Linked DNA regions of Homo sapiens: regions 1, 2 and 4 are each linked to region 3. The links are chromatin contacts, found by Hi-C or POLR2A ChIA-PET in ENCODE. All regions are on one chromosome and are shown on one strand. The core of a region is the stretch at or near the end of the contact, and the rest is flanking DNA. Distances in the headings are between cores, read along the strand shown. Region 1 holds the start of NUDC (nuclear distribution C, dynein complex regulator). Region 2 holds the start of GPN2 (GPN-loop GTPase 2). Region 3 holds the start of PDIK1L (PDLIM1 interacting kinase 1 like). Region 4 holds the start of LDLRAP1 (low density lipoprotein receptor adaptor protein 1).

Region 1 (5,247 bases), core at 1,857-4,356, 810 kb after region 3:
CAATCTCGGCTCGCTACAACTTCCACCTCCCAGATTCAAGAGATTCTCCTGCCTCGGCCTCCCAAGTAGCTGGGATTACAGGTTCCCACCACTATGCCTGGCTAAGTTTTTGTATTTTTAGTAGAGATGGGGTTTCACCATGTTAGGCAGGCTGGTCTCGAACTCCCGACCTCAGGTGATCCACCTGCCTCAGCCTCCCAAAGTGATAAGATTACAGGCGTGAGCCACTGCACCCAGCCTAAGTGATTCTTCTACCTCAGCCTCCCGTGTAGCTGGGATTACAGGCGCACACCACCACACCCAACTAATCTTTGTATTTTTAGTAGAGATGGTGTTTCACCATGTTGGCCGGGCTGCTCTTGAACTCTGGGCCTCAAGTGATCCACTTGCCTCGGCCTCCTAAAGTGCTGGGATTACAGGCATGAAATACCACATCCAGCTACTTTTTTTTTTTTTCCTTTGTTTGAGACAGGGTCTGGCTTTGTCACCCACGCTGAAGTGCAGTGGCGTGATCACAGCTCACTGCAGCCTTGACCTCCCAGGCTCAAGTGATTCTCCCATCTCAGCCTTCTGAGTAGCTGGGATTACAGGCTCCCACTGCCATGCCCCGCTAATTTTTTTTTTTATACTTTGAGTTCTAGGGTACATGTGCACAACGTGCAGGTTTGTTACATATGTATACATGTGCCATGTTGGTGTGCTGCACCCATCAACTCGTTATTTAACTCCGCTAATTTTTAAATTGTTTTGTAGAGACAGGGTTTTGCTGTGTTGCTATGTTTTGCAAGTGTTGGGATTACAGGCATGAGCCTCCGCAGTCGGCCTGGATCTGCTTCTTGTTCCACACATAAACTTGTTTCTTTCACTGCTCACATACTTCCAGTTGTCCTGGGAATCATTTATATTGGGATAAGACTTCTGATCCTGTACAGCAAGGGTCATGAGGTACAGCAAATGGTAGGAATATTCCTGGAAGCCCTTTCCACACACCAGGACAGCTCACAATGACTTAACTATACACAAAAGTGACTGCCAGCCACCCAGCTATATCCCACCAAATCAATCCAAACTGAGTGTATTTCCAACTCAACTTCACCTTAGCTGGATCACCAAATCCTCATGGCATCTCTGATATCACCTGATTCAAGGGAAAGTGAGATAGAGTGGGAAGAAATAGTAGTCTTAACCAATTGCAATTTTAGAATTTTGCTTTTGCATGTTAAAAGAAAAAAAAATATGTATTTGACGCTATGAAGACATTGCTGGGGTTGCTCCCAGTGCCTAGGATGGGCCCGTGCAAGTGCAAGGCCCTGCCCTCAAGAGCCCTCAGTCTGAGGGAGAAGACACAGATCAACTCCAGGAATCTCTAATCTAAAGGGAGAAGTCTCTAGTCTGAAGTGGGGAACACGCAATTCCAACCAAAAGAGAAACCTAAAGGAAAAAAGGAAAGAAGAAGGCGTCAACTGTGTCAAATGCACCTGAGAAGTTGAGTAAGATAATAGTGGTTCATTGGCTTTGGCAATATGTAGCACTGTAACCATATCAGAGCCTTTAAAAAATAGACTAGAACAGGCCGGGCGCAGTGGCTCATGCCTGTAATCCTAGCGCGTTGCGAGGCCGAGGCAGGTGGATCACTTGAGGTCAGGAGTTTGAAACGAGCCTGGCCAACATGGTGAAAACCCCTCTACTAAAAATACAAAAAAAAATTAGTTAGGCGTAGTGGTGCCTGTAATCCCAGCTACTTGGGAGGCTGAGAATCACTTAAACCTGGGAGGCAGAGGTTGCAGTGAGCTGAGATCGTGTCACTGCACTCCAGCCTGGGCAACAGAGTGAGACTTGGTCTAAAAAAAAAAAGAAGAATAGATAGACTAGAATATACTGTAGAGAGATGGGAGGTGAGGGAGTAGAAAAACAAGCAAACAAGTTTGCTGCAAATGAGAGCTGAAAATTGGAGAGGTAGCAGCAGAAGAAAGTGGGGCCATGGAATAATAATATAAAAACAGGGCTGGGCATGGTGGCTCACACCTGTAATCCCAGCACTTTGAGAGGCTGAGGCAGGAGGAGTGCTTGAGACCAGGGTTTGAGACTTAGCCTGGGCAACACAGACTCCATCTCTACCAAAAAACAAAAAACAAAAAACAAAAAAAAAAAAACAGCAGGGCGTGGTGATGTGAGCCTGTAGTCCCAGCTACTCTGGAGGCTGAAGTGGGGAAGATGGCTTGAGTCCAGGAGTTCAAGGCTGCCGTAAGCCAAGATGGTGCCACTGCACTCCAGCTTGGGTGACAATGCAAGAACCCCATCTCTAAAAACAAACAAAAAGATATTAAAGCGTGTTTGTAAATTGAAGGGAAGAAGAAAGATATTTGTGATGCATAAGCTAAAAAAAGGGATAATTAACAGGGATAGAGTTCCTGAAAAGACTAAGATGATGAGATTCATTGCACAAGTGGAGGGATTAGCTTGGATGGCTGGGTCCTGTCCCCGCATTAACAGAAGTGAAGGTCAATTTCAGCACCTGTCATAATTTCCTGGGCCCAGTGCAAAATGAAAATGTGGGTCTCCTTATTCCAAAATTATTAAGAATTTCAAGACTATAACAGAAGGCCATGAAATCAAGCGTGGAGCCTTTCTAAGCCTGGGTGCTGTGCGACTGCAATTTGTACTCCCATGAAGCTGGCCCTAGTCAAGTACGCAGTGAGGTCGATGAGGAGGAGGCTGTCCTGTGGTAAGTCCCTTCTAGGATTGGAAGAGATGAGTAAGGCTACTTTCAGCTTCACTGCTCTACAAGCTGGGGGGGTCGCTAGCAAGGGAGAGGGGCAAAACTTGTCCCTTTTTAACTTCCAACCCTGCCAGATTTGAGTCCAGGGCTTTCTAGAAGTCTCCACGGCATCGGGTGACCATAGCAACTCATGCCAAACTCTCGGGCCCACGGCTCCGCCTACCGCTTCGTGGACGCGCTTGTTGATTGGCTCCGAATGTCGACCAATGGTCGGCGAAGCGGGTTGCTTGCCGCACGGTCAATGGCCGCAAACCGGGAGGAAGGCGGGAAGAGAGGAGGTGGAGGCGGGCCTGGGCAGCCGCGCGCGTGCGTGTTTCCGGCTCCGCTGCGGAAGGCGGACGACTAGAGTCGTTGGGCCCGGCGCGACCCGCAGGAGCGTAGAGAGCGCGGGACTAGAGTGCAGAGCTCCGGGACGTGGATCGGAGCCGGCGCGATGGGCGGAGAGCAGGAGGAGGAGCGGTTCGACGGCATGTTGCTGGCCATGGCTCAGCAGCACGAGGGCGGCGTGCAGGAGGTAACGGCCCGCGCGGCGTCGGCCCACCCGGCGGCCTTGGCCACGCTCCTTCCGCCCTTCTCTGCCTTCGAGGGCTGAGACCCACCCCAGCGGCTCGCGGGCTTCTGGGATGCCCCTACATTCTCACTGCGCCCAGCTTCCGGCCTGGCCACCCGCCAGCAGGTCTCACCCGGTTCGCATCAGTCCCGGGCCCCCGGCGCCCCTCAGTAGTAGCAAATTATCGCATCCCTGAGCTTAGGATCCCCCTTTAGTTTCACATATGCCCCCACCCCCGTTTCCACTTTGATGGCGGCTTCCAAGGAGCATCCCTTAGTAAGAACCGTCGCAAATATCGTGATTTGGATCCACCAAGGCTTGGGGCGAGCCGTCGAATGTGTGTGGTAGGGGAGCGGGCTGATGTTAGCACGTGGTCTTGTTAGGCCTTGAATGGGGGAATAGGAGGCCTGTGTTCACGATTAGTTTCCACCACCTACCAACTTGGAACCTTTACATCTCTCCAAGCCTGAGTTTCCTTATCTGTGAGACAGCTGCGAATACCGGTTTCCAGAGAGTAGTTAAGAACCGTAAGTTCTCAGTAATAAGGCTTTTTCATTCAACAAGTATTTGTCGTGTGATTGATGTGTGTCCCACACTCGACAATAAGGGCCAACTGTTACAGATTCTGGAGTTGGTTTTTTTGGAACAAACACAAAGTTAACGGTAGAAAAGTCTGTCAGGATCAGAACTCTCATTCTCAGAGCCAGAGAAGTGGCAAGGATTTGCCTAGATCATGCAACATGGTTCTCACCTAGACAGGTCAGTGTGCTTCCCAGAGTCCATGGCTGATTGTGTCTTACTGGAGGTAGGTTTCCATTGAACTTTCTATTCCTATGTAACCTAGGTGTCTGGTGACCAAGGACTTCTAAGCCCTTTGTGGTGGGGAGAGTGTTTCTCATTTGCAAGTGTGAAAAGCCTTCCTGTCTCCATTCCTCTAAACTGTTCGCACAAAACTGGATTTGGGAGCGAGTTCATTTTTGAGCAAATTGAAAAACTGTCTAGAAGCAAGAACGGAAACCATTGAGATATGTTCTAGCATCAGATTTAATCAGATTTAGACCCACTCTTGGGCAAATAAAGGGTTTGTGTGTGCTGACCTTGAGTCACCACTAGATTGTTTCATTCAGCAAGAATTTTACTGATTATGTACCTTTAGCCATATCTGGTGCCCAGCATTGCAGGTGGCAGACAGACTAAGCCATGGTTCATGGTTCCTATTTGTAAGGTGTTTACCCTCTGCCAGTGGGTCTCTTGCTCTGTGCCATACATTGCTAAAGGCCTCACCTCCTTGACCTCATGATCCTCACCAGGTCCCTAGAAATAGGTACTGCATCTTATTCCTGTTGTACAGAGTTAAGAAACTTCTGCAAAGTCAAAAGGTAATATATGTCCATCTGATACTCAAACCGTTGGCTACACTTGTACTCCAGCCAGAATTAATCCATCTTATCCTCCTTTGAAGTGGCTTCATTTGCTCTCCTCCTTCTTGCTTTGACCCGGTAACTTAGCCAGTGTCTTTTTTTTTGTTTAGACAAGAGTCTCTCACCCAGGCTGGAGTGCGGTGGCACGATCTTGGCTCACTGCAACCTCTGCTTCCCGGGTTCAAGTGATTCTCTGCCTCAGCCTCCCAAGTAGCTGGGATTACAGGTGCCCACCACCTGTAATCTAGCTAATTTTTGTGTTTTTAGTAGAGACGGGGTTTCACCATGTTGGCCAGGCTGGTCTTGAACTCCTGACCTCAAGTGACCCGCCCACCTGAGCCTCCTGAAGTACTGGGATTATAGGTGTGAGCCAGTGTCTTGATGGGCTTTTTACTTTCTGGAGAGGAAAGCTGGGCCCAGGCTTTTCATGCCCTGGATGCAGAGGAGTGTTCCATACGCTTAGGCTGCTTCTAGCATCACAAGGAAAGTGAAAGGCG
Region 2 (4,671 bases), core at 1,217-3,716, 780 kb after region 3:
TCCCAAAGTGCTGGGATTACAGGCGTGAGCCACTGCGCCTGGCCTAATTTTTTTTTTTTGAGACGGAGTTTCACTCTTATTGCCCAGGCTGGAGTGCAATGGCGAGATCTCGGCTCACTACAACCTCCGCCTTCCAGGTTCAAGCGATTCTCCTGCCTCAGCCTCCCGAGTAGCTGGGATTACAGGCATGCACCACCATGCCTGGCTACTTTTTTGTATTTTTAGTAGAGATGTGGTTTCTCCATGTTGGTCAAGCTGGTCTCGAACTCCTGACCTCAGGTGATCTGCCCACCTCGGCCTCCCAAAGTGCTGGGATTACAGGCGTGAGCCACCACGCCCAGCCGAGAGTACTAATTTATCAAGAAAAAAAAGCTGGCCACTGGGACTCTAGCCAACTCCCCTGCCTCATACCAGCCTGCTTCTACCTCAATCTTCCCTATTTTGTCCCTGGCCTCCCACCCCTTCTCTGTCTCTGTGCCAGGTGAGAATATAGCCTCCTTCTGTGAGGACAGAAGGAGGCTGTCTAGGAGCCAGGAAGCAGACTCTCACCAGACACCAGATCGGCTTGTGTCTTGATCTTGGACTTACCAGCCTCCAGAACTGTGAGAAATAAATATTTATTGGCTAAGCCATCTGGTCTATGGTATTTTTGTGATGGCAGCACAAACTGACTAAGACAAGGCCTTTATTCCTACTAGTGCCTCTGCATAGAACAGTCCTCCCTTGGCTGGCTCCTTCTCACCATTCATGTCTCAGCTCAGATGCCACTGCTTCAGAGCAGAAGTGAGAAACTGAGGTCCAGAGAGATGAACTGACTTACCCAGACCACACGATGATTCAGTGGCAGATCCAGAATTTAAACTCATGCCTGTTTTACTCCAAAGCTCACTCACTTCACTCCCAAATATTCACTGTCGTATCACTTTAATTCCTTTGTAACACCTAACACCATCTGTAGCTCTCTTGTCTCCAAAATCTACAACGGTAACTAGCACAGAGTGGCACAAAATAAATGGGCAGGAGTTAGAACCTGCCTGTGGCTACTATCACCAGACCACGCAAGGCACCAGAGGCAGCTACCTTCAGCTGAGATGTCTGCTTCATTCTAGCCCAGCTGCTGCCCTGCTCTTCGCCTGGAACAGAAGCTCTTACCCAGCTTCCCATAATGCTCAATGAGGTCCATCTTGGAAAGGAGGTTGATGTGGGGCAGTTCCACGTGCAGCATGGTGGCCAGGGAGGTACACAGTACTGAAATGAACTTGGCAGGGTCTGTGCAGTAGTGAGAATCCACGAGGTGGACGGCAGTCAGCTGGGAGGGAATAGACAGGGTGAGAGTGGCCTGGAGAAACAGGGATCAGCATTCCCTCATGAGAATGAGGGCTTGAGGACAGAGGGGAAGCTTTCCCCATTAGTCTCCTGCCTCTGTTTCTTTCTAATAACCACCCTGGTTTCCTTCTCCCAGGAAATAGGAGTCATTTTTTTTTTCTTACAAGAGGTCTTGCACTGAGCCTCCCAGTGGGCAAGGGGTTTAAATCCCATGGCATCTGACTCCACTCTTTCATTTACTTTTGCCCACCAATTTACAACAATCTCCATGCCACTTTCGACATTAACCCCTTCCATACTTCCAAAATCGCCAAGTTGGCTACTAACACATTTTACACGTGAGGAAACTGAGGTTCAGAGTGATGAACTGACTTATCAACACCACACAGCCAGTCAGTAGCAGAGCCAGATTCTGAACTCATGCCTGTTTTACTCCAAAGCGACCCAGCCCCTACCTCCCTGTGTGACATGGGGGCGTGGCGTCTGTCCTCCCTGTCTCAGTTACTCCATCCGCAAAATGGGCCTCCCCGCCCTGAGACGCACCCTGAGGTCCCACTGCGCCATTTGGGAGAAGATGCTGCGCAAGGCGCCGTGATGCGTGCAGAGCTCCACCTGGCCTGGGCAGTCGAAGAGGAAGTAGTGGCCGCGGAGGGGGTCGAGCTTGGCACGCAGCCAGTCCAGGTTGGCTTCCAGGTACTCCATGCAGTAGAGCAGGCCGCCGTTGGGCCCCAGGCGCAGCGCGTCCATCACGTCGCCCAGCCCCACCAGCTCGCCCACGTCCACGGCACACTCGTACGGCAGCCCCTCGTTGGCCGGGTCCAGGTTCACCACCGCCACGCGCCGGCCCAGCGCGCGCAGGAACTCACTCATGCCCAGGCAGTACGTGGTCTTCCCTGAGCCCGGCGGGCCGATCACCGCCTGCCCGAAGGCCGTGGTCGGAGCGGCCCCTGCCATTGGCGGCCCGCGGCCCGGAGCAGGTCAACTCACAGGGAAAACGGGGCAGGTAGCCGCGCCGGAGACGAGACTGAGGGCGAGGGTCCCAGTACGTATACCTCGTTGGCGGCCAGCGTCACTCGCCTCAGGCGGAACAGCTGAGACCGTGTCGCGCAAAAGGAGATAACAGGCCGATACTAACTAGACTAACTCGACTTCCGGACAGCGTCGGAAACGGCGAGCCAACGAGAGGAAGTCCCGCCCTCACGGCGGGGACGAAGCTAGACGCCGAGGGGCGGGCGGCGCAGCCGCATTTCTCTCGCGGGTAGTGGGTCGAATGTGGGGTCTTTGCGGGAAAATCGCTCTCGGAATTTCTCTAACCTTCAGACTCGAATTAGAAAAGTAAGGGAGCTCCAGTAGTAAACGTCTTTATTCTTCCGTGACGTCGCACACCCAAGCCACCTCCCGCGGACTCTCCGCTGGCAGTCCCACCCAGTGAGGGTAGAGGCGGTGGAGGGCCCACCCAAGGCCGGCTCTTCCAAGCACCACAAATCCTCTCCTCGCCCAGGTCCCTTTCCCCCTTTCTGGCCTTCGTGGGGACACCTTCAGAGTCCCCAAGGAAGGCTGTGCTGATAGCCTCACTCAACCCAGCTTTTCAAAGTTCTGCAGGAGGCAAAGGGCAAGCCCAGAGATTAGGGTTAGAGACCAAAGACAAGCGGTCGTTACCCCTAATATCCAAGGGGAGGGGACGGGAGGGGGCTTTTTGTAAAAATGCCCCTGAGGTATAGAACCGGCAGGCAGGCAGGCTCGGAACAAAACACCCTGAACCAGCCACGAAGACTGCTGCTCCCAGACTCCTTTCTGCTTCAGTGGTAGATGAGGCCAGGGCAGAGGGTTTTCATCATGTAGCTATGAAAGGAAGCCCCCAACCCGGTCAGTCAGGCAATGAGGGGCTGTCTGAAGCACAACTGGAACCCCTCACAAAGGCCATGTCTGTCCGAAACTTCATGCTGGTGGGTGGCTGGCGGCGGAGCAGTGACTCCGTCTGGTCTTGGGGTAGAGGCTCATCATAGATGGTGGAGATGAGCCCCAAGCCATTTCTACGGGGCCTCTTCAGTTGCCCAAATGGCTGTAGCTTCTCTCCATGGTACCTGGATAAAAACGGGCTCTCAGTGAGAAGGCTGCTCTCAAACTCCAGTTAAAGGGGTTGGGAGAGGACGGGGAAGTAGTTACTACATATCTGGTTTGTCCAAAGACAGAGGCTTTAAATCTGGGTCTTTGTTCTCCAGCCCTCTTATCTATCCATTGACAGTGCCAGCAAGAAGGGGCCTCATATAAAATTTTCATTCTGTCACTACAGACTTCCTAATAGTAACCATCAAGTCCAAACTCCTCCAACAAAGGGTATGAATGATCTTGTTAAGCCTTAGGGCTTACTCTTTAAAAAAAAAAAAAAAGTCAGATTTACTTTATTTATTTATTTATTTCTGAGATGGGGTCTCACTATGTCACCCAGGCTGGATTGTAATGGCGTGATCTCGGCTCACTGCAACCTCCACCTCCTGGGTTCAAGCGATTCTCCTGCCTCAGCCTCCAGAGTAGCTGGGACTACAGGCGCATGCCACCATGCCCAGCTAATTTTTTTTTTTTGTGACAGAGTCTTGCTCTGTCACCCAGGCTAGAGTGCAGTGGCGCCATCTTGGCTCACTGCAACCTCTGCCTCCTGGGTTCAAGCGATTTTCCTGCCTCAGCCTCCTGAGTAGCTGGGATTACAGGCACCCACTACCGTGCCCAGCTAATTTTTTGTATTTTTAGTAGACACAGGGTTTCACCATCTTGATCAGGCTGGTCTGAAACTCCTGACCTCGTGATCCACCCGCCTCAGCCTCCCAAAGTGCTAGGATTACAGGCATGAGCCACTGCGCCCGGCTAATTTTTGTATTTTTAGTAGAGACGGGGATTTCACCATGTTGGCCAGGCTGGTCTCTAACTCCTGACCTCAAATGATCTGCCCACCTGGGCCTCCCAAAGTGTTGGGATTACAGGCGTGAGCTACCACGCCCGGACTTTTTATTTTTCTAACAGAGACAGTCTCATATGTTGCCCGGCTGGTTTCAAACTGGGCTCAAGGAATCCTACCACTTCAGCCTCCCAAAGCGCTAGGATTACAGGCTTGAGCCACCGTGCCTGGCCCAGATCCACTTTTTCCTCTTAACTGTTTTGAATTTCATCCCGCACGAGTACCCAGCAGCCATGCCAAAACCAGTGGGAAGAGGGAAACCAGGGCATAGCTGAAAGGCTTGGGCCCCCAGGGAAGTCCCTCAGTCACACTTACCCCAATCCACGCTTGCATCTGGGGTGTTGGCCATCACTATCCAGGGCCTCAGGCACCCCTGAGCACCTGCAGCCCAG
Region 3 (4,627 bases), core at 2,068-4,567:
ATTTTTAGTAGAGACGGGGTTTCACCGTGTTAGCCAGGATGGTCTTGATCTCCTGACCTCATGATCCACCTGCCTCGGTCTCCCAAAGCGCTGGGATTACAGGCGTGAGCCACTGCACCCGGCCTGAACTCATCTCTTTAAAAAAGAAAAAAAATCAAAATACTTAAGAAGCCATTTGAAATTATTTTCTCTGTGTTACACCACCAATCTGACATTACAGATGGTTCGTTTCCATTTGTTTTTAATTTTTATGGAGTGCTTTATTTTATTGAACTTTGTCTTATAAATATGTGAAATGTTTACAAGAGTCCAAAATTGTACTATATAAAAGGTATATTCATAGAAGTCTCATTCCCATCTCTATCCCCTCCAACCCACATAGGCAACTATTTTTTTAGAAGTTTGGGATTTATTCTTCCATTGTTTACCTTTTAAATATAAGTACTTAATGTATATTTATCTCTCCATTACTCACATGTAATAGCATACTATAAACACTGTATGCACTTTGCTTATTTCACTTAATAATAAACAGATCACTTGATATTAGTATATGTTTATTAGTATATATAAGAAATCTTCCACATCTTTTTTTTTTTGAGATAGAGTCTTGCTCTGTTTTTTTTTTTTTTTTGAGACAGAGTCTTGCTCTGTCGCCCAAGCTGGAGTGCAGTGGCTTGACCTCGGCTCACTGCAACCTCCGCCTCCCAGGTTCAAGAGATTCTCCTGCCTCAGCCTCCCAAGTACCTGGGACTACAGGCAAGTGCCACCACACCCGCCTAATTTTTGTATTTTTAGTAGAGACAGGGTTTCACCATGTTGGCCAGGCTGGTCTCAAACTCCTGACCTCAAGTGATCTGCCCACCTCGGCCTCCCAAAGTGCTAGGATTACAGGTGTGAGCCACCATGCCAGGCCTCTTCCACATAGCTTTTCATGGCTGCATAGTACTTTATCCTGTGTATGTACTATAATTTATTCAACCAGTTCTTTATCATTAGACATGTGAGCAGTTTCCAATCTTTTGCTATTCATTAATGCCATAATGAACAGCCCTGTACATACAGGTTTGTTGTTTTGTGTGTGTGTGTTTGCCAGTATATTACTAGGATAGATTCCTCGAAATCTAGTATTTGATCTAGGGTTACTGGATCAAATAATATTGCTATATATTGCCAAATTTCCTTGTTAACTGTTATATCACTTTGTCTTCCCACCAGCTATGTATGAGAATGCTAGCCTTAGGTGTATTTTGATACCATATCAGATTGAGGAGGCTGCAGAGATGAATCACAGACAAGGTTCCTGCCCCTAGGAATTCTCAGTCCTCCAGGAGGCCTAAAGGCTAAAAAAAATGACATAATAAGCAGGAGGCAGATTTACCCTGAAACTAATGAATCTTAAGCTTCAGAGTCCTTTACTTATAGGGACCCTTTCCAGTGTTCCAGATATGTGTTCACAGGGCCATTTTATAACATTTTTCCTCAGGAGGACACCCCAAATTATTTAAGTTTCAGGTCCCACAAGATCTAAACCCCCCTCACAGACTTAACAGTGAGCCTAAACTGGGGGCGAGAGTGGATTTCAAATCTCATCTGCAGCTGACTTAAGAGCAAGGGTTCCTATGATATTTAATGACTGAGACAAAATGAAAACGCTACTTTGATCGAGAGAGAGGTCCCTCCCCTGATTGGGATCAATAACCCACACAGGTAGTTAGCTGTCTACGCAGAGCCTTCTATATTTTCCCTCTACTTTTGAGGGCGGGAAATAAGTCTTGGCTGACACCAGTGTTTCCAGCAAACAGCTGAAGACTTGACACTTGGATGGCACTCAGGACAAAAATCTGAACAGATTACAGAACCGTTGTTGTTTTTTTTTTTTAAGGGGAGGGTGTGTTACACCAGGAATGGGTATTCAAGGTAGACACATCCCAAAACAGACACTTCAGTGAGAAGAGGCAGAGGTGTTTCCTCACCTGTAAAAACAGGATAATAAAACCTACTCTTGTGGGGTTTGGTTAGGATTAAGCAAGATCATTTATATAAAGACCTAACCCAGTGCCAGACTCTCGGGAGAAGGGGCATAAAGGACAGAAAATAAAATGAGTTGATCTTTGAGCACAGCGACAGGGATTTTTTGTACATCGTGCCTTACAGAGCGAGCGCTGGGAGGAGGAATCATCACCCTGCTGAGAAGTAATGGGTGCAGAATAAATCGAGTAAGAAGGAATGGACTTTTCTGGCGGATGCTTACTGATCTAACAACTGGATGACTGAGGAATGCGGTCCTAAGTGACCCCGGGCTGGCTGTGGGGCCAACAGCGTGCGGGATCTGACTAACAGCGTGTGGCAGCCGAGCGACTGCAGCAGCGGCGGGGACCCCATTGACTGTCCAGCCCCGAGAGCGGCAGGAGCGCGGTGGATCCTGGCTCGGACCAAGGCCTCTCCCCTGCGCCGACTGCAGACCAACCCTCCACCAGGAGCCTCGCGGGGGGGCGCCGTGGGCACCGCAGCCAGGTGCAGGCGCCTCCGCGCCCTCACTCCCCACGCCGAGGAGGTGGCCCTGGCTCCCTGCGGCCGCAGCCGGGGAACAATGAGGCGCCGGCCTCTTTAAGGGAGATACCACCGCGCCGGCGGGGCAGGGGACGGCATCCTCCCAGATGATCGCACCCAGCCCCGCGCCGCCGCCGCCGCCGCCGTCTCCGCAACTGCACCGCCCGCAAACATGGCTCAGTGACTCGGAGAAAAGCTGCAGTCTCCCTCCCGGCGGGGCGGACGCCAGGCCTCCTTGGTCGGGCCGCACCTCCCCGCAGGCCCGCCAAAGAGCACCGCGCCCCGCAGGCACCCGAGACCCGCGCGGAAGATGCACCGGGCGTTCCACCCCAGCGAGCCCCGCACCCCAGCCCGCAGCTCGGTAGGTCGGAAGGGGGCGGGTAGAGGGAGGGGAGGCCGCGGCCGGGCGCGCGCAGCCCCAGGCCCGGACCTGCCGCTGCAGACGGTCCCCGGGGCCGCGGGCCCTGAGCGCCCGCTGCGGCTGGAGGGTGGCCGAGCCCCGGCGTGGCGTGGCCTCGCGGTTCCCGAGCCCGGCCACCCCTGCGGGGAGCAGCACCAGTGGTGCGCTCCGGAGCGCGCACACCTCCGACGACTCCCGGCTCTGCAAATCCTCGAGAGAGGGAGGAGGCGAGCGGAGCGCCGGCCGCGCGCCTCGTCGGTGGCGCGGAACGTCCCGGCTCGCGCTACGGAAAGCCGGAGGGGGGCGGGGCCGTCGGCGTAAGGGGGTGTGTCCGCGCGCACCACGGGGGCGCGCGCCGGCTGCTGACTGGAGGCGGCGGCAGCGGAGGCGCGAGCTGCCCGATAATGGCGGCCTGCAGAGCCCATGAGAGGGAGAAGCGGCAGCGTCTACCCTGAGGTAAATCTGGCCTTTCGGCGTGGCGGAGAGGTCTTGCTGCAGAGCCGATGGCCCTGCATGTGCCTCCCTCCCTGGGAGGCTTGTCACAGACGTGTCAGCGGAGTCATCCTGGGGAAGGCCCTGCGCTCCTCAGGCCACCGACCCCAGTCGCGGCCTCCTCTCATACCGGGGCCACCTCCCCCCGGCCCTCAGCCCCCAGCCCCGAGGAGTTGAGGCAACTGCAGGGCTGGCTCCTCAGAGCGAAGGGGCTCAGGAGGCTCCCCTCCGGGCTTCATCTGAGCACGGCCGAGGAGGGGGAGGGCCTGACACTTGGCCAATGAGCGCGGCCTGAGCCGCCGCGTCGGGCAACACCTCTGGCCGCGACTGGCCCTTCCCGGGCGCCGGCAGGTGTCTGGCCTGGCCGGCTCGCGTCCCAGCGCCTGGTTAGAGCAGCGGGAGCGAGGGCCCGCCACTTTCGGTCGAAAGTCACTTAGGTTCGCATCGGATGCATCATTGGATCCGGGATCCCACGGGTTTCATAAACACCTCTCTCCTCCCTATTCAGGAAGGTGCTCTTCCCCATGGGGACTGTACCAGGCTGGAGAGGACATGGCACTGCTTCAGAGACACGAACCACCTTGAGTGGATGTGATTGGCGATCCCCGTAGAGCAGGAAAGCTCGTCTGCTGTGCAGCCGGCGCAGAGGATTCTGTGGCAGGAAATTAGACACTAGGAAATTCAGTAGCGATTTGAAGGGTGGGTGTCCAGTTAGAGGAAGTGGGACTGAACACAATCTCAGAAGTCATTTCTTTTTATTAAATCTATCCTGTAGACTTAAAGCAGTGGATCCCAACTTCTCAGGCTCTAGGGTCAGTAGCCTTTTGCTTCCCCAGCTGTACAGAATAAATATTGTACAATCTCAGGTTACTTTTCTAGCCCGTGGTCACAATCTACAAATGAGAATTCGTTCATGAAGTTGGTTATAATCTAGAAATTCTTTGGGCGCTGAGGAAGCCCACTTTAGACTTTCTCCATTCAACACATGAGCATTTCTGTGCAGGGCCTTTGCCCTCGCCTTTAAACCGTTCAGTAAGTTGAATTCCCAAGAACTCTGTCAGAGAGCCCCTTGATATGCAGGATCTTTGTTGGCAAAAATGACCTAGAACTAAATAGATATTGTTTACTCCAGCTGTCTTATGACTAGGAAAAAGGAAACATAAAAATTTTAAAATAGCTATT
Region 4 (4,784 bases), core at 1,341-3,840, 570 kb before region 3:
CTGTTTCTGGGATTGGCAGAAGGGGCACTAGCAGGCTGCCCCTCTGCAGGGGACACATGGCTGACAGCTCGCAGCAAGCCATCTCCGGGAAACTGCAAAGGCTGGTAAACAGTTCTCGTTGCACACGCAGCGTTCCCAGGCCTTCCTGCTTATCAGGCCCATATGGTGCCCCCTGCCAGCCGGACACCACCAGCTGCCCTTGGCCAGTCTGCCCTGGGTGATCACTTTTCCTCCCTGCTTCAGAATGCTCTCTCTACTATTCCAGAATCTAGCTGGCTTGGGATAAGTGAGCTGGGGGCACTCAGCCCTGTGGACCCATCTACCTATTGCCACAGCCCTTTTGCAGAAGGCAGCCTGGTTTGGTGAAAAGCTGGAGAAAGGGAGAAGGGGAGGAAAGGAGGGAGGAAGGACAGGAACACTGACTGTGTTCCAACTCCATTTGGACCCCTTACTAGGCATTTGGGATTCAGAAATGAATCAGAAAAACTTCCTGCTTTTGGAGGGTACAAAGTCTAATGGAGATGAGAGGAGTATAAACAGGCAGCAGTAGTGCTTGCAATCCTGAAAGTTCAGGACTGTGGGCGCCCACAAAGAGAAACTTAATCCATGGGTGGTAGTCAGGGAAGCCTTCCTGGAGGAGGCAACTTTAAAGGTGGGTTCTCAAGAACAGGATTCAGCCATTCCAACTCCTGTTATTTAGTCCTTAAGGACAGCCCTGTGAAATAGATATAGTTGTCCCTTTTACAGATGAGGCTCAGAAGGGTGAGTTCACAACCACCAGAAGGACAGCTGGGTTCTAACCCCTGGCATTATACTCTACCCCATTGCCTATGGGCCTGAGTCTGATCCCAGTCTCTGACTCTCGGAGACTATCAGTGAATGCTTCCCTCCCTGACCTAGGGCTGTCATCTGTAAAGTGGGTCCACCTAAGCAGTGTTGCTGGGGAAGCCAAGGACAGACTGGCTAACAAAGCACTTGGTTTATAAACAGGGGAATGTCAGTGAGGCCGCCCTATCCAGCTGGGGACAGCACAGCACTATCTTTCTCCCGACACAGAGAGGACTGCTGGCTTCTGAGCCAGGAGTAATTACAGAGGTTGAAGTTGGCCTTGCCTGAGGCACCCCCTTCTAAAAGAAGCCAGGCTGTGGCTTGGATGTGTGTGTCCTCCCTCTGGCTCCTTTTGGCACAGTTTGAAAGGAAGGCATGGCATCCTAGAGAGTTAGAACAAATCCTTCCAATCCTGGAGTTAGAACATCTGTGCCTGAGCAATTCTGGGGTTCAGACTGCCCTCCGAATGCTCCTAGGAAGCAGCTTGGGGTCAGGGTCAAGGTCATGCAGATTCTTGACCCTGGCAGGTTGGAAGGATCACTAGAGATAGCATTGACTCTCATTCACAGATAAACAAGACTCAGAGAGGGGAAGTACTTGCCTGAGGTCACACAGCAAGTCAGTGTCAGGGGCACGTTCCAGATCATACCATCTGTGAGGCTACCTGGGAAGTTGCGGGGGCATGGGGTGGCCCAGCATGCTCAGGTGGTGCCAGGGAGCAGCCTGGGAGCTACGAGGATGAGTAAAGTGCCTGGCTGGACTTGCTAAAGGCAAATTTTTATATACCGACCCTGCGCCTAACAAGGGTCTATACTGCAAGCTTGTCCAACCTGTGGCCCACTGGCCATGTGAGGTCCAGGACGGCTTTGAATGGAGCCCAACACAAATTGGTAAAGGTTCTTAAAACATTATGAGATTTTTTTGGGCAGGGTGTGGTGGCTCACAGCCATCCCAGCACTTTGGGAGGCTGAGGCGGGCAGATCACTTGAGGTCAGGAGTTCGAGACCAGCCTGGCCAACATGGTAAAACTCCATCTCTATTAATAATACAAAAATTAGCCAGGCATGGTGGTGCATGCCTGTAATCCCAGCTACTCGGGAGGCTGAGGCATGAGAATAGCTTGAACCCGGGAGGTAGAGGTTGCAGTGACCCGAGATCGCACCACTGCACTCCAACCTGGGCAACAGAGTGAAACTCTGTCTCAGGGGAAAAAAAACAATACAGAAAAACAAAAAACATGAGTGTGTGTGTATATATATATATTTCAGCTCATCAGCTGTCGTTAGTGTTAGTGTATTTCATGTGTGGCCCAAGACACTTCTTCTTCCAATGTGGCCTAAGGAAGCCAAAAGTTTGGATATCCCTGGCTTACAGCCTCCACTATTTCCTAAGTCTCCCACTGCCCTGGACATCGCATTGCTTTTGTCCCTGAACAAGATCTTTCACCACTGGAGGAGCCCTCAGTCTCCCCATCTGTAAAATGGTCACTGGAAATCCTAGGCCGCTGCTCTCAGGCCCTCAGGCCCCTACGGGGTGGGGATTGGGGAAAAGGAGGAAAGCGGGGGCGTCTAGGGCTTGCGATTTGCTATCTTCTGGCGCCTTCGGGCGGCCTCGGAAACTCTTGGTGCCTGGACCTGGAGCCTGGACAGGGACCGGGCGGGGCGAGACCGGCCGTCGGGGGCGCGGCCCGTCTGGGGGCGGGGCCTGTCCTCTCTCGCCCCGCCCCGTCGGACGCCGCGGCGGAGCTGGCGCTGGGAGGGGAGGAGCGCGCAGCCCGCGCGCCGCAGGGCCGGGCGGAAAGTTTTTCCTGACGGAGTTTTGGCTGCGGCAGCGGCGGCGGCGGCCGGAGCGGGCCATGGACGCGCTCAAGTCGGCGGGGCGGGCGCTGATCCGGAGCCCCAGCTTGGCCAAGCAGAGCTGGGGGGGCGGTGGCCGGCACCGCAGTGAGTGTGCGCGCGTCAGCCGGGCCGGGCCGGGATCGGGCAGAGGCGCGCGGGGCCTCCGCGGGCGCCCGGAGTGCGGCCAAGTTGGGCAGAGGCGGGGCCTCACCGGCGCTCCGGTCCCGGCGTGGCCCTTTCCCGGCCCTGCGGGGCAGGGGGTCGGCCGGGGTCAAGTTGTGCACCTACTCGCCGGCCGCTCGATGCCGCTGCGAGGAGGGGCAGCGCTGAGGAAGGAGCCCGAGCTCGGGGTCCTCAGGTGCAGCCGGCATGGGGTGGGGTGCAGGTTGGGAGAAGAGGCCCCCGCCACCCGCGGCACCTCCCGCCCTGCTGTCCTGGCCAGCTAGGGGGAGGCAGGCGCTCGTCGTCGGTGCCTAGGGGAGGAGGAGAGGGCGCAGGGGCTTGGGAAGACGCCCCCGTCCCGCACCCCTGCGCCCCAGCCAGCAGCTGCGGCGGTCAGGAGCCCACTGGCCCGTTCTCCCGCCCCCTGCCCGACCCACCGGGCCAACTTTTGACTCCGGGTGCCCAGACACCCATCCAGGTGTGAGCCCGGGGTCGCAGGTACGTACTTGAAATTGGGAACGAGGCCCCGCCTGGGGTGCCTCGGGAGAGCCCCACATCAGGCGATCTAGACCCTTACGTCCCTTCCTCTAGCCGGGTCCAGGTGGCAAGCCTGGCGTCCCGACTATTTTTGAAACCTGTTTTCTCTCGCACCTTTCCCCTCGGGCTTCCAGAGTCCCTTGGGTGCCCAGGCAAACGACAGACTCGCCGCCACCTCTCCCTGGGGCGTCTGGGAGGCTGGGAGGGGCCTCCCCCCCTTTCTCTCCCCCAGTCTCTGATTACGCTCAGGGAACTTGTCACCTGGCACCTTCCCCTGAAGCCAGAAGACCCAGCCTAGCGCAGGTCTCGTTGTTTGGGAGGGAGAAGAGAGTGGCTTGCCTGGGGTCACACACACCTTCCTGCTGGTTTTGGAGCCAGAGCCCAGGACTGCTGCACACTCCCACCTCCCTGCCACCTACTTCGGGCCACAGCTTCTCCCCTCATCAGGAAACAACTGACAGTACAGCACCCCCTCATCCCATCCCCTCTTGGCCTTACAGGGCTCTGCCAGGGGAGCCCGAGCTCCCTGGTCCAAGGAGTGCCAGCGTGTCTGGGCCTAGAGGGCCCGCCTCCCTCCTCCTCTGGCCCCACTCTGTTGTTCAGCTGTGGCCGCCTCCCAGCTGAGACTGGCATTGGCATTGGGAATGTGGGGTGGTGCCTGCTGGTGGGGGGTGGGGTCAGAGACCCATTAGGGCTGGGCCACTAGGCCAGGGGATGTACCGTTTATCACACTGATTGCATCCCAAAATAGACCCTTTAAAAACTGGCAAGATTTGACCAGGACTTCTGAGATGGCCATCTGTTCCAGTGGGAGAATCCTGCGGGTTTTCTCCAGGAATGAGGGAGGGAGGGTGGTGGGGCAGCCCCCAGGGAAGTGGTTTTGAAGGAAGGGGGGCTGGCAAGGGAAGGGAGGCTAGAAAGAAATATCTCTGAATCTGGGGACGTGGAAGAGGTAGCCGCTTTGGATGTGGAAGAGAATTTCTCTTGCCATCTTCAATCTTGAGCAAGTCACTTGTCCTTTCTGATCCTCGGTTTCCTCATCTGCAACATGGGGATAAAAACTCTTACCTGGCAGGAGTATCAAGGAGATTATTGGTAATAATGCTCCCTCCTAACTGGTGGCTTTCTTCTCCCCTGCTCCTCTTCCCCCTGCCTATCCTTGGGACGCTGCCAGCATGATTAGTACTGTGGTGAGATGGGTTTTGGGGGCCCCGAGCCTGTCTGCACCTTTGGAGGAAAGGAGAGGAGCACCTCTCCCCCTCCTCCAGGCCCTGGTAAGCCCAAAGTGCTGTCCTGGAGCCTCTGGATCTGAAGGAGGGCAGGCCGAGCCCCACCTGTCCCTCGTGATGAAGTCTCAATTTCCTCACCTGTAAATTGCAAATAACAGTAGTACCTGCCTCCAGCTGTTTGTGGGGATCA

What was found. Hi-C counts contacts between places; a loop is a spot of excess contacts on that map. ChIA-PET counts read pairs that join two places held with the same protein, here RNA polymerase II (POLR2A). Pooled maps may share reads with other maps.
Region 1: a pooled map shows a loop between it and region 3 (8-fold over the local background). The contact joins the promoter of NUDC here to the promoter of PDIK1L in region 3. A Hi-C loop is called at or near these places in 6 of 50 pooled maps. POLR2A ChIA-PET finds 5 or more read pairs at or near these places in 2 of 52 experiments (K562 and activated T-cell).
Region 2: a loop to region 3 is called in a pooled map, with 10 times the contacts of the local background. The contact joins the promoter of GPN2 here to the promoter of PDIK1L in region 3. A Hi-C loop is called at or near these places in 5 of 50 pooled maps. POLR2A ChIA-PET finds 5 or more read pairs at or near these places in 2 of 52 experiments (PC-9 and activated CD4-positive, alpha-beta T cell).
Region 4: a pooled map shows a loop between it and region 3 (6-fold over the local background). The contact joins the promoter of LDLRAP1 here to the promoter of PDIK1L in region 3. A Hi-C loop is called at or near these places in 3 of 37 single-sample maps with no recorded cell type and 8 of 50 pooled maps. POLR2A ChIA-PET finds 5 or more read pairs at or near these places in 2 of 52 experiments (WTC11 and activated naive CD4-positive, alpha-beta T cell).

Annotation. Positions count from the first base shown.
Region 1 is chr1:26,918,637-26,923,883 of GRCh38, forward strand. NUDC (nuclear distribution C, dynein complex regulator) reads left to right here and starts at 3,107. Exons shown (of 9, transcript NM_006600.4): 1 at 3,107-3,293. The coding sequence starts at 3,213. RefSeq lists silencers at 1-158, 2,854-3,003 and enhancers at 3,134-3,253, 3,374-3,915.
Region 2 is chr1:26,887,817-26,892,487 of GRCh38, forward strand. It overlaps GPN2 (GPN-loop GTPase 2), which reads right to left and starts at 2,467. Exons shown (of 5, transcript NM_018066.4): 1 at 1,870-2,467; 2 at 1,153-1,309. The coding sequence starts at 2,280. GPATCH3 (G-patch domain containing 3) reads right to left here. Exons shown (of 7, transcript NM_022078.3): 6 at 4,595-4,671; 7 at 2,672-3,410. The coding sequence ends at 3,194. RefSeq lists enhancers at 1,628-2,505, 1,861-2,030, 2,541-2,810.
Region 3 is chr1:26,108,507-26,113,133 of GRCh38, forward strand. PDIK1L (PDLIM1 interacting kinase 1 like) reads left to right here and starts at 3,318. Exons shown (of 3, transcript NM_152835.5): 1 at 3,318-3,409. RefSeq lists silencers at 2,332-2,611, 2,672-3,311 and enhancers at 3,362-3,591, 3,972-4,081.
Region 4 is chr1:25,541,016-25,545,799 of GRCh38, forward strand. LDLRAP1 (low density lipoprotein receptor adaptor protein 1) reads left to right here and starts at 2,591. Exons shown (of 9, transcript NM_015627.3): 1 at 2,591-2,771. The coding sequence starts at 2,684. RefSeq lists an enhancer at 2,261-2,320 and silencers at 2,421-2,880, 2,911-3,090.